2 separate regions of the Homo sapiens genome follow, and region 1 is linked to region 2. Evidence: chromatin contacts called from ENCODE Hi-C data. All regions are on one chromosome and are shown on one strand. The core of a region is the stretch at or near the end of the contact, and the rest is flanking DNA. Distances in the headings are between cores, read along the strand shown. Region 1 overlaps LOC101928438 (a long non-coding RNA gene). Region 2 overlaps LOC101928438 (a long non-coding RNA gene).

Region 1 (6,397 bases), core at 3,256-5,755, 42 kb before region 2:
CACACTTAGAAGGCTGAGGTGAGAGGATGGCTTCAGCCCGGGAGTTCAAGGCTGCAGTAAGCTATAGATCGTGACAGAATGAGACCCTGTCTTAAAAAAAGAGAGAGATACAGAAAGAAAATGTACTTTTACATCACACTGTACACAAAATCAATTCTATGTGGATTAAAAGCATAACTATGGAAGAGAGTACTATAACATTAAAGAAGACAGTGTAGAAGAACATCCTTAACACCTTGAGGAGAGAAATTTTTCTTTACAAGACTCAAAGGGCACAATTATTCAAAGAAAAGTTTGATAAATTTGACTGTATCAAAATTAAAATTATCTATTTACTATTAGGCACTATAAAGGTAGTGGAAAACAGAATGGGAGAAGATATTTGAACCCATGTAACTCAGAAAATTGATATCCAGAATATATTAAAAAAAACTCGTACAAACCAATAAGAAAAGAAAACCCAAGAGAACTATGAGCAAAAGATTTGAACAAGCACGCCATAGAAGAGACCCCATATGAAAAGATGTTCTGTCTCATTACTAGTTGGAAAAATTTATATTAAAACCAAATAAGAAAGATTCTCAAACTCACCAGATTAGCAAAAATTGTATCTGATAATATCAACTGAGCATTGGCAAGGATATGATGCAACCAGCATTCTTACACGTTGCTAGTAGAAGCATAATTTGGTACAACCATTTTGGAAAACAATTTGGCATTACCCATATATTTGAAGAGATACACACCAATGACCCGACAGAATTACTCATGCATTATAAAGAAACTCTTAGACATTTGTAATAGAAATTGTGTTATTAAAATATTCTTTACATTACCATTTACAGTAGGAAAAACTGGAATTTGCCCAAATGTTTATCATGGACAATAAGTTGTGGTGCATTCATATAATGAAATACTTGACAACAATGTAGATGAATACAATATAACACAATGACATAGAAAAAACATAGGGATTTAATACTGGGTGAAAAAACAAATTACAGATAAATGTGTTCACATTTTTTAGTCCATTTAAATATTGATTAAAATATCCACTAAACTGTATGCTCTTTAGGAATATAACCAAATATGGTAAAATTATAAAGAGAACTAAGATACAATAAACACAAGATTTAGGAGGGTGATCACATGGCCTCTGTAGGGGTAATGAAGAGGATGAGGTGGGAAATAAGAACACAGAGGCCTCCAAAGATAATAGCAATGTTCTTTATCTTAAATTGAATGATAGGCATATGGGTGTTAATTTATGATGATTTCGTATAACTTTTATAAATTTTTGTACATATATTCAACATTTAATACACAGTTTTTTAAAAAGAACATCTGCTGACACATAAAAATACATGATATTCTGTTAAAATGATCATTATAAATAATACACGGTAGTGGCATGGAAACATGCTTTTGATATATTATTTAAAAATTAGAAAAGAAAATTATGTATCAAAAAATATGATTACAACAACACAAAAATTATAGTTATAAATGGGCATGAAGCAAGGGAAAATAAAGACATGATTTTTAGTTTTTCTTCTTTATTTCTATCTCCATTAATGTGGTCATAATTCTGTGCCAATAATGAAATGATATATTTAAAACAGAAAATTGATGCTCTAAACAGGTCTCCCATTAAAGCTATTTAGACTATGGGCCAAATAATCAAGGTACCACCATTCACCTGGTGGCAATTTATCTCCACTGCAAAGTAGCCAAGGGAAAAAAATCAATGTCCTTATTGCTGCATTTGTGAGCCTTGCTTTATATAACAACCAAAACATGCCTCATCAGCCTCCCTCATCCATGTTACCTTCATCCTTGCAGCCATAGAAACACAGCACCTACAGCACCTAGACAGCTGAGAAAGGCCACAAAATCTTCTCGAAAGCCAACTCTGCAATCCAATGACCTCATTTTGTAAAAGGCATTGATAGTAGTTCTACAAAAGAGAAAAGTTATGATCAATTTATTCTTTGTTACTAATGGACAAAGAGAGAAAATATAACTTAAGGAAGCTGTATCAGGTTCTATTTGATTTGCAACCAAAACTGTTCTTACTATTCTGCATTTAAGTGTCATGGATAATTCAAAGTCATTAGAGACACATAATCTCAACCACATTAAGAAATAATCTAAATGTTTTTAAAAGTGATACAAAAAGTAGTGAGGAGTATTATTACTTCCAGTTGTACCTGCCCAAATATTTAAGTTTGCAAAAGAATAGAAAACGAAGTGCAAATTATTGATGGTGTTGAAATGACTTTAAATCACAACTGAAGTGTTCATACCATCAAACTTGGAAGGAAAAAAATCAATACTGCTATATTGAAGTTAAGAATAAATTAGAGGCATGTAAAAGTCTGGAATAACAATATGCTATAAAAATTACTGATATAAAAATATGCCATTTAACAAATTTGATACTACAGAGGCATAAAATTCTACATAGAGTCTGGAAGCAACCATGTGAACATAAGGAGGTAGCTGGGGTAGTGCCAACATGGTTAATTCAGAAAGAAACTCAAATTTATAACTGGTTAGGTTTAATTTCTGTTTTGAAGATAAATTACATGCCAGAAATCTATATGCTTCCATTTTTTCTACTGATATTTAAAGGTAAAAACTGGACAATATAAAAAATATATTTTCAGTAAATATTTTCCCTCTTTTCTCCCTCAAATCTCATGAATACCTCAGTTCACACACATATGCACACACACACACACACACAGACACACACACATTTAGATGCATACCTCCCAAGCTAGATTTTCAGTAATGAACAGGTTACCAACTATAATGTAATATATAGGTAGAAAATACAGTAATTGTTTAAAAACTACTTGCATAATTTCGGTGTTTAAAAGAATGTTCAAAGATTTTTAAAGAAATTTATTTATGAAAAGTTGGAAAAGAAGCCTAAGTTGATTGACAGTTTGGAGTTTGTGTTTCCACCATCTGATCATAGCCAAAATGCAAATGCGATTAAGTTCTGAAAGACAGGAATTGCAAAGTGTCTGCAGCTTATTAGAATCTTCCCTCTAGGTACCATTCAGCAAGGGCATCAATCAAAGGTGACCCCCCCGCTTATTGTGATAGGAGCCTCTTAGATTAAGGAAGGGGAAATATCTGGTTTATTGGTGGAATTATTATTGAAAGATCAGATTCTAAATTCATGCCTGGGATCAACAGGAAAAAGAACAGAGGTGGTTTATCTCACGGTATGGCATACAAGGAGAAAATGATGGCAGAGGTGCCATATCTTTGTCCTAAGCAAATTCTGCAATTACCTGCATCATTAGGAGATGAAACACACTCACACACATATACACATACATTTACAAGTACATTTCTTCATGTACATAAAAGTTACATAAATGCAAAACCCAATGTGTATAATCATTCAACAAAGATATTCAGCAGCTCATTTAGAAAATCAATTTTTATGCATCCATTTGACAAACTGAGTCATAATTATAAGTACCACACGTTGTTCTAGGCACCTAAAGATACAAAATAAGAAGAATTGGTCATGCTCCAATCTTATTCACAATCTAAACTAAAAGATATAAAAATCATCTAGTGGAGGAATGTACAAAGTATTATGAAGGCATAGAGAAAAAATAACTAACTCTTCCTAAAGGAACTCATAGAGCTTTCTCAGAAGAAGTGACATTTGCTTTTGGTCTTGAAAGACAGATAAGGATTTGTCAGGTGAGAAGATTGGTAAATACATTCCATTCATCAATTAATCAACAAACAGGGTCTTTTAGTTTTTCCAGGATCTGTGCATGTTACTTAGAATAGAAATACATGCCAAATTGCACATTCCAGGAGATGTAGTCTAGCAGTTTGGAGGCAGGTGAGTAAGATCCCATAAAGAAACAGATTGAAGGGAATGGTAATGGATATTGCGATTCAAAGGAATACTACAGGAAGTTATCTTACAAGATGAATAATATCTTTCTAAATCACTCTCTTGGGAGTTCTATTTCCACATGGGATGTAAAAAGCTAAAAATATATCTGTCCAACGTTCACAACAATAAAGCCGGATAGACTACAAATCAGAGCTTTTCTTGAACTATTAGAGAGTTGCAATCATAGGACAAGTAACCTGAATTCTAAGGAAAGATGGGCCCTCCAAGGAGAGCCAGGACATGACCTCTGGTTCACCTGAGCCAAAGCACCAGAGAAAGAGACACTGGGTGGAATATAAGTGGGTAAGAATTCAGCAAAAAAATTTAACTAATTGCAAAAGGTCAAATGTGACCTAGCTTTTACCTCTCTCAACTCATGGCAGCTACACTGCAACCATTTGAAATAATAGGTTTGTATAGAAAGGCAGCAGCTTATTTCAGTTCAGGAATAGCTGGGTTTTCCAACCCTGTCAGCCCCTGCATTTCTAGACTCTCTCTATTCCCTCTGTTTTTGCTCTCAAACCAGCTAATTCTTGCCTGATTTCAGCTTATTCTTGGAAGATGTTGCTTAAAACAGAAAGTAAAAGCCAAAACACGCTAGCACTCTGGCTCCTTGTAACCACTTCCCCTCAAGTACTCACATAAGGATCAAATAAGTGATCTTGTGTTCATTGAACACAAGAAAAAGTCTTCAAGTGGTTAAAAAAAAATGCTTATTGTGAGACTATACTAATTCATTAACTTCTATATATCTAAGAATCCCAATCTATTCCTATTTCAAAATCATTACTAACAGAAAACAAAACAGGACTAGAAACAAAATAGAGTACAGAAATACAACCATATATAAAGCAATTCAATGACAAAAGAAAAATCTCTTCAACGACTGGGTTGGAATAACTGGATATCCAAAACAAAAAGGGAGAGAGAAAGAACCTTGACCCCTACCTCACACCACATCCAAAAAAACCCATATGAGAAGGGTTATAGAGTTAAATGTAAATATAAAATAATACAGTTACAAAGGAAAAAAAAGTGGAAGAAAATGTTTGCAACCTTGCAATGGGCAAACATTTTTCAAGAACATACAAAGCATAAACCATAAAATAAAAACACTAATAGACTGTACTACCTAAAACTGTAAAACATTTGCTCATCAAGACACCGTCAAGAAAATAAATCACAAGCCACGCACTGAGAAAAAAAATTCAGTAGATAGATAGATATGTAGATAGAGCTATATATAGTGAATATTTTAGATATAAAAATATAAAATATATATACATTATATATTTTTATAATTTATACTTTATATATAAATTATATATATTATATATTTATACTTTATATATAAATTATATATATTATATATTTATAATTTATACTTTATATATAAATTATATATAATATACTTATATATTTTATATATTATAGATAATATATTTATGTATTATATAAATATAAAATTTATATATAAAATATAAAATATATCTATATATAGTGAATATTATGTATATATATAATATATATCTCTCTGACAAATACATTGCATATAGAACATACAAAGAAATTCTATAAATCAATAATAAAAAGACAAATCATTTTTTAAAGAAGACTTGGACAGCCACAAAAGAAGATATACAAATGGCCAACAAGCACATATAAAGATACTCAACTTTATTATTTATAAGTTTCATGCAAAGTAAAACACACACATATACACACATACACACATACATGACTGAAATTTTTTAAGAAAAGATTAACAACATCAAATGTTGGAAAGAATGTGGAGCAATCCAAATTTTCATATATTGCTGCTGGGAGTATAAAATGATGCAATAACTTTGGAAAACTGTTTAGTAGTTTCTTAAAGAGTTAAACATATGTCTACCCTGTGGCCGGGCAATTCTACTCCTAGATATTTTCCCAAGAGAAACGAAAACCTATGCTTACATAAAGCCCTATATAAAAATGTTCATAGCAGCTTTATTCATAATAGCCAAAAACTAGAAAAAACCCAGATGTACGTCAACAGGCAAAAGTGTTTTTTTAAAACTGTGGCATATTCAAAGAATAGAATATTACTCAGCGATAGAAAGAAATGATCTACTGATATACACAACATGAATGAATCTCAAAAGTATGTCCGGTGAAAGAAACAAAACACATAAGAACATATACTGTATGATTGCAGTCATAAGAAATTCTAGAATAAACTAAACTAACCTATGTGATAGAAAGCAGATCAGCAGTTGATTGGGGGGTGAATTTGGAAATTGAGTGGGAAGAAGCATGAGGGAACATCATTCTGGGCTGATAAAAATATTTTGTGTCTTAATATGCAGTTATCAAAAGTGATTGAGCTTGAAGATTTGAGCATTTCACTGTATATAAATTATACTTCAATTTTTTAAAAGGTTAATAAATGTTGTTGCTAAAGGATTAGACTTCAGTTAG
Region 2 (5,876 bases), core at 1,228-3,727:
CTTCTGACTTACTGACCAACTATCACATTTGTTTAATATATATAGGCTCTGATCTTTTGATTGGGTCAATTTCATATTTTCCAGGTTTAGTCAGATTTCAAATTTGAATCAATTCCTTAAATTAACTTTATAATCAATTGTCACATCTCTTTTCATTCAGAAAGAAGGAGGGCAGAAGTTAGAACTCCAACAAACTCACAGTAAGTTGCTTACCCACTCTGGAATTAAATTCTTCATTTGTAAAATCGTGTAGGTGGGGGAGGGAGGAATTCTGTAAAATTCTATGAGTACTGCTAGCATTTGAAATCATTTTCATTTTCTTGATTCTTCTCTCAACTTTTCATCCCTATTTGTCTCTTGATTACCACTCAAAAATCCTCTCATTTACCTTATTAATTCCCTTTTCCATTCTCTTCAGTGGCCTTTCAAAACTTTCTCTTCCTCTAGGTTCCTAAAATCCCCAATCACAAGACTCCACTTCTAGTTAGCTACTTTTCTGAGAAAACTGGAGCCATTTGAAGTGTTTTTCTTTGTACTTCCTTTCTCTTCCCCTCTGAATTCCTTCACACTGTATATTGTATTTTGCCTTTCAATCTTTGGCTCCAGGATGAAATGAATGTCTCTCCTTCTGGCAAGGTCATGTCCTTCACCTTTACTCTTGATCATGAACCCTCCCAAATCCTTACTTCCTTGCTCCTTCCATTCTTTTTCTTGAATCTTTGATTCCTCCAGACCAGTGATCTCTTCTTCTGCCTCCTCATGTAGATGAAGTCTTTAAAAATAAACAAACAAACCAAACCTTCTCTGGACTCTGCCCCCTCCCACAAGTTTCCTCCTCTTATCATCCCTTCAAAACCCAAACTATTAGAAGAGTGGTCTACCTTTGCTTTCTACATTTCTTCACTTGCTCTTACTCACAAATTCCCTCTAGGATCACAAATGACCTCCTACACACCAGACCAACTTCATTCTCTCAAGCTTCCTATGACATTTAAAACTATTGATGGCCTTATGCCTCCTGAAACCCTCCATTCCTATGGTTTTTCTTTTGACCCTGTACTATCCTGCTTCTCCTGTGAATGTCCTGGCCATGCCTCCTCTGATTATTCTTGACTCTCCTGCCCTGTGACACAAGCTCTTCACTATGGTTTTAGCCTTAGTCCTCCTCTCTGCATCCCCTCTGTCTATCCATTCATAATCCACTTCTTTGGGACTCTGTTGACACCTGAATCTCCTGTCCAAAAGTTCTCTCCCAAGCTCCACGCGTACATCTCTACCTGAAAGATAACTTCACCCATAACACTAGAGTTTCCTCAAAGGCACAAACCTTATTTTACTCATTTTTGTACTTCAACCTCTCACCTCCGCCATCCAGAGCCTAAAACAAGGTTTAGGAACTCAATAAACATTATTTAAGCAGAACAAAACAGTACTTCCCTACCAGCACATGAAACTCAACCAACATGAAATTAACAGCGGTCTGGTCCTTCTGACTTTCCTATTTCTCTTAATAGGACTTTCCTATTTCTCTTACCAACTTCTAATCCCCAGAATTTAAAATCTGAGCTTCAACTTTGACTTGTTCTTTTCCCAGTCCCTTGTATCTAATAAATTATCATATGTTGTTGATCCTGCCTTTGTTATATGTTTTACATCTATCCACTCATTTACCTTCCTTCTATCATATCCTCAAAGCTTTAATTACCTCCCACATATTTTCTTGTAATAGCTTCCAGAATCAGTTCCTCCGTCTCTCCTACATACTACTACCAGATTAATCTTCATGTAATATACTTCTCATATATTACTCCACACCTCAAAAATTCTTAATATTTATCCCTTGCCTAGCAATTACAAATGTCTTTCCTTAGCATCCAAAGTTCTTCATAATATGGCCCCCAAAATGCCTACATGCTTGGAAGGACTAGAGATCTACTCAAGTTACCTCAAAAAAAAATTTTTTTTTTTTTGAGATGGAGTCTTGCTCTGATGCCCAGGCTAGAGTACAGCAGCACAATTTTGGCTCACAGCAACCTCTGCCTCCTGGATTAAGCGATTCTCTTGCCTCAGCCTCCTGAGTAGCCGGGACTACAGGCGCGCACCACCACGCCTGGCTAAGTTTTGTATTTTTAGTGGAGATGGGGTTTCGCCATGTTGGCCAGGCTGGTCTTGAACTCCTGACCTCAGGTGATCTACCTGCCTCAGACTCCCAAAGTGCTGGGATTACAGGCATGAACCACACCATGCCTGGAATTTTCTTTTTTAAGAGACATAGTCTTGCCATGTTGCCCAGGCTAGTCTTGGACTCTTGTACTCAAGTGATCCTCCTGCCTCAGCCTCCCCAGTAGCTGGAACTACAGGCATGCACCACCACACCCAGGTAAGAAAATGTTTTAAAGCACACTCATTGTTCAATTGATAACTGTCAGAAAACAAGAAAGCTCTAAAACTCAACCACTCTCTCTTTCTATCCGTGTTGCTGCTTCTCCTTTCAGTTTCCCTTCTATTACTCTGCTTCCTCTGTTTATGCAGTTTCCATTCTCTGATAGTTTCGGCTAACACAGCACAATGTGGTCACTCCCAATACCTTTTAAACCTTGATAACTCTCAACACTTCCTTGTAGTTTCTGCCCCCACTAATTGGTTCAGTCTCTTAATTTACCAATTCCAAATGGCCCGTCTTTTCATGCTAGACCATAGAAATGTCACAGAACAGCCTATGGATGATGGGTACTTGGATCAGAAGCCCGCTCTATTCCAATCAGCTGTGATCCAATCACATGGGGAATGGGCAGGATAACAGGTTTAGAGAATAGACTCATTGGAAGCAGGGCCCTGAGCAGAAGAGATTCTTTGAGAAGGAGGTGGGGAAGAGCAAGCAATGTTCAACACCTCCAGGGCATTACATTTTCCTGCCTACCTATTCTCCTACAAGCACACCACACTCCTTTCAAAGTGGAATTGCTATCTCCCAAACCCATTCCACAATTCATTATCCCATGCCTTTGCTCACACTGTTCTCTCTGCTTTGAATAATCTCTAACCCTGTCTTATCATCTCAAAATGTACTAGCCAAAGGATGTGAGTGGATATAGAAGTAATTCAGAGAACAGTCAATGTACAACAAGAAAAGAAAGCTATAAAAAATTAATTGAGCACAAAGAAACAAAACTAAAAATAATGTGGGATATTGCCAATTAAATTAGCAAAAATAAATTTAGAATGATTAATGTACATTACGAGAGTTTTATTTCTTCCTATAAAATATAGCTAAGGGTAAATGCATTTAACTCATGTCAAAATTCCACAAAAATGTCCGAATATAAATAAAAAGAAGATGACCACATCTAATATCAAGAACCTTGAAAATAATAGCACCATATCAAGTAGTATTGAGAATACAGTATGGCTGATGATATTGCAAAATAGTAGAACACTTTTAGAAAGCAATTTACCAACATAATTCATTTTGGAAAGTACAGAAAAAATTAAACAGGAAAACAAAATTCCTTTCCAATTTGATCATCTAGAGAAAATCACTTTTAACATTTTGGTACACAGCATTCCATAGTCTCATATTATATATATTTTTTATTCTTTTTCTTTTTTTAAATAAAATTTGCATCAAACTAGGTATACTGTTAATTCTGAGTATCATGAACCTTTGCCTATGTCATTAACAGTCTTAAAAAAACGTTGTTTTTAATGGTTGCGTCGTAATTTATTACATGAATAGGTGAAGACAGATTTTTAACAAAAAACTCCTAATGCTAGACTTCAGATTTTGTCTTCTTTTTCATTATTACTGAAATACTGTAATGACCATCCCTGTATGTAAATCTTTTATGCACACCTCTGATTATTCTCTTAAAATAAATTCTCAGAGTACAAATATTTAAAAGAATTTTTAAAAAGTACTTCTAAATGTCAATTTAACCAAAACTGTGACCTGACAGTAGAATAAGAAGGGCAGGAAGGAGGAATAGATAGTCTAAGAAAACTAAAGCCCCACTATCCATAGTGGAAAGTCATTGGTGCATAAAATGAAGGAGTTTTAAAGTTAATATAAGTCTGTTGTTTAGAAATAAGGAGGTGAAAAACTTAATAAAGTGGAACAGTGAACAGGAATCAGGTGTGGGAAAATATGCCACAGGACACTGCTGTATTCATCATAAGTCTTATTTGTTTTGACTTTTTAAACTATGCATTTATGTTGGTTTGATAAAGATACAAATCAAATTAAAAATAAAAACCAGCAGTACCATTCAGATGTGAAATATAGCAGATATACAAGTTAGTTTAAGTGTCCACAATTCTCATAATTACAGAGGAATATATATAAATACATATATATATGCTACAAAGACCTTAAATTGATAATTTTGTGAATTTTTACAAAGAATCCTCTGTAAACCAAGCATGTGCTGTGACAGATACAAATAAATACTCTATTTTTTATGCTTTCCAGAGATAAAACAATTATTATCAACAGTAGAAATAATCTCTCCACATGGCTCAGCTAAGTAATATTTAAAAATTACCTATGCAGAAAACCATCAAGTTTCCTCTTAAAAATTTATAAAAATAGAGGCAAGTTAACATACCAGCTATTCAAGGTAAAGTTTAAGAAAGTAGTGAATTTTTCTTTAGAAAAACTCTTTCATTTTTTCGCCTACTAGAGAACATGCTATAGGCAGTCCTCACCAAAATAAAAAATTGGAAAAATAACAGGAAAACTAGCATAGTGGGAATAAATGAAGATTTAGAGACCTTAATTCCCAGGAAACTTTGTCATAGATCTTGCCATTTGTACTTGATAAATGTTTATTTCTTCTTAGTTCACTTTATTCCTGTCCCAGGAAAAGAGAAGTTCTATCACACCTCAGAATATTAGTACCTGCAGAAAAAAATCCTCATAGTGGCCCCAGACCCAAATTATTCCCCACAACGTGGAGGGCACCTGTATAGTAAATAATAAATCAGGTGAGTCTCCACTACCCAAAATTGTTGTTTTTGTCTCCTTCACCAAGTAGTACACAAAATGGAGCTTTTAGAGCCAGACTCCTGTCTCTTGTTCCTTCCTCATAGTCTTTTTCTGTCCTTTTCCTCCTCACCACTCCACATTTTTCCCTTAATATTTTCCACTTCTTTCTTTCCCCAAACCTCATTTCTGGGTTTTCCCTCTTTCTCTCCTACGACCTCACCCCCACTCCATCCACATCAAAGAACTGAGGTGAGGAAGGAGAACGTTTCTTGCTCTTCCTCTATTTCCCTACATGAAAAATAACTGTAAATTTTACCTCTGGGTAATAGAAGTCTGCAATGAAGGCATCTAACAAAAAACCAGCTGACCTTGTAAGTATATCTCAGACTAAACTATGTGTAAGTTTATTGGAACTTCATGAACACTTTTATTTTTGCCTTTGAGTAACTACCATTTGGGTACATTTATTTTTATTTTCAATGGTAAACTAAATGTATAATTGTGTTTTCTATTTCTACATTTATTATACCCCCTTTAAAATGTTTTGTCTAATGACTATTATGCTACTTTAGCATCCACTCACATAATGCTTCCTTCGCCAGCCTTTACCAAAATCTCTCTCTCTCTACCAAATAATGGGTATTTGGAAGAGAAAGGTGAATGTTCCTTATTCTCATCCAGGTCTCTGTACTGACCAACATGGGTCTCCGTGCCAAGAAGTAAACAACATTATGTTCAGTCCTTGGGAGCAGCTACATCCAAATATTATATGGAGAAAAGTTCAAGTTCTCGTATAACATGAAACTTTGAACTCTGAAAAATGTGATTTAGAATCCCAACAAATCTGACTTTTGGAATGAACATTCCATCTTCCAGTCATAATGGAGATATT

What was found. A loop is a pair of places that touch in the nucleus more often than their neighbours do. Pooled maps may share reads with other maps.
Region 1: a loop to region 2 is called in a map of naive thymus-derived CD4-positive, alpha-beta T cell, with 9 times the contacts of the local background. The contact joins two enhancer-like sites. A Hi-C loop is called at or near these places in 1 of 168 maps with a recorded cell type or tissue (naive thymus-derived CD4-positive, alpha-beta T cell), 10 of 37 single-sample maps with no recorded cell type and 7 of 50 pooled maps.

The regions. Positions count from the first base shown.
Region 1 is chr9:99,716,331-99,722,727 of GRCh38, forward strand. LOC101928438 (a long non-coding RNA gene) reads right to left here. Exons shown (of 7, transcript NR_109802.1): 3 at 1,829-1,957. All of the region lies in intron 2 of LOC124902234 (a long non-coding RNA gene), which reads left to right. Among named protein-coding and RNA genes, the nearest start is that of NR4A3, 100 kb to the right of the region's middle. Within about 2 kb of position 4,506, at least 5 of the 41 ENCODE cell types and tissues checked have a DNase peak (open chromatin) inside an H3K27ac peak, as active enhancers do.
Region 2 is chr9:99,760,159-99,766,034 of GRCh38, forward strand. All of the region lies in intron 2 of LOC101928438 (a long non-coding RNA gene), which reads right to left. Among named protein-coding and RNA genes, the nearest start is that of NR4A3, 59 kb to the right of the region's middle. RefSeq lists an enhancer at 2,421-2,470. Within about 2 kb of position 2,478, at least 2 of the 41 ENCODE cell types and tissues checked have a DNase peak (open chromatin) inside an H3K27ac peak, as active enhancers do.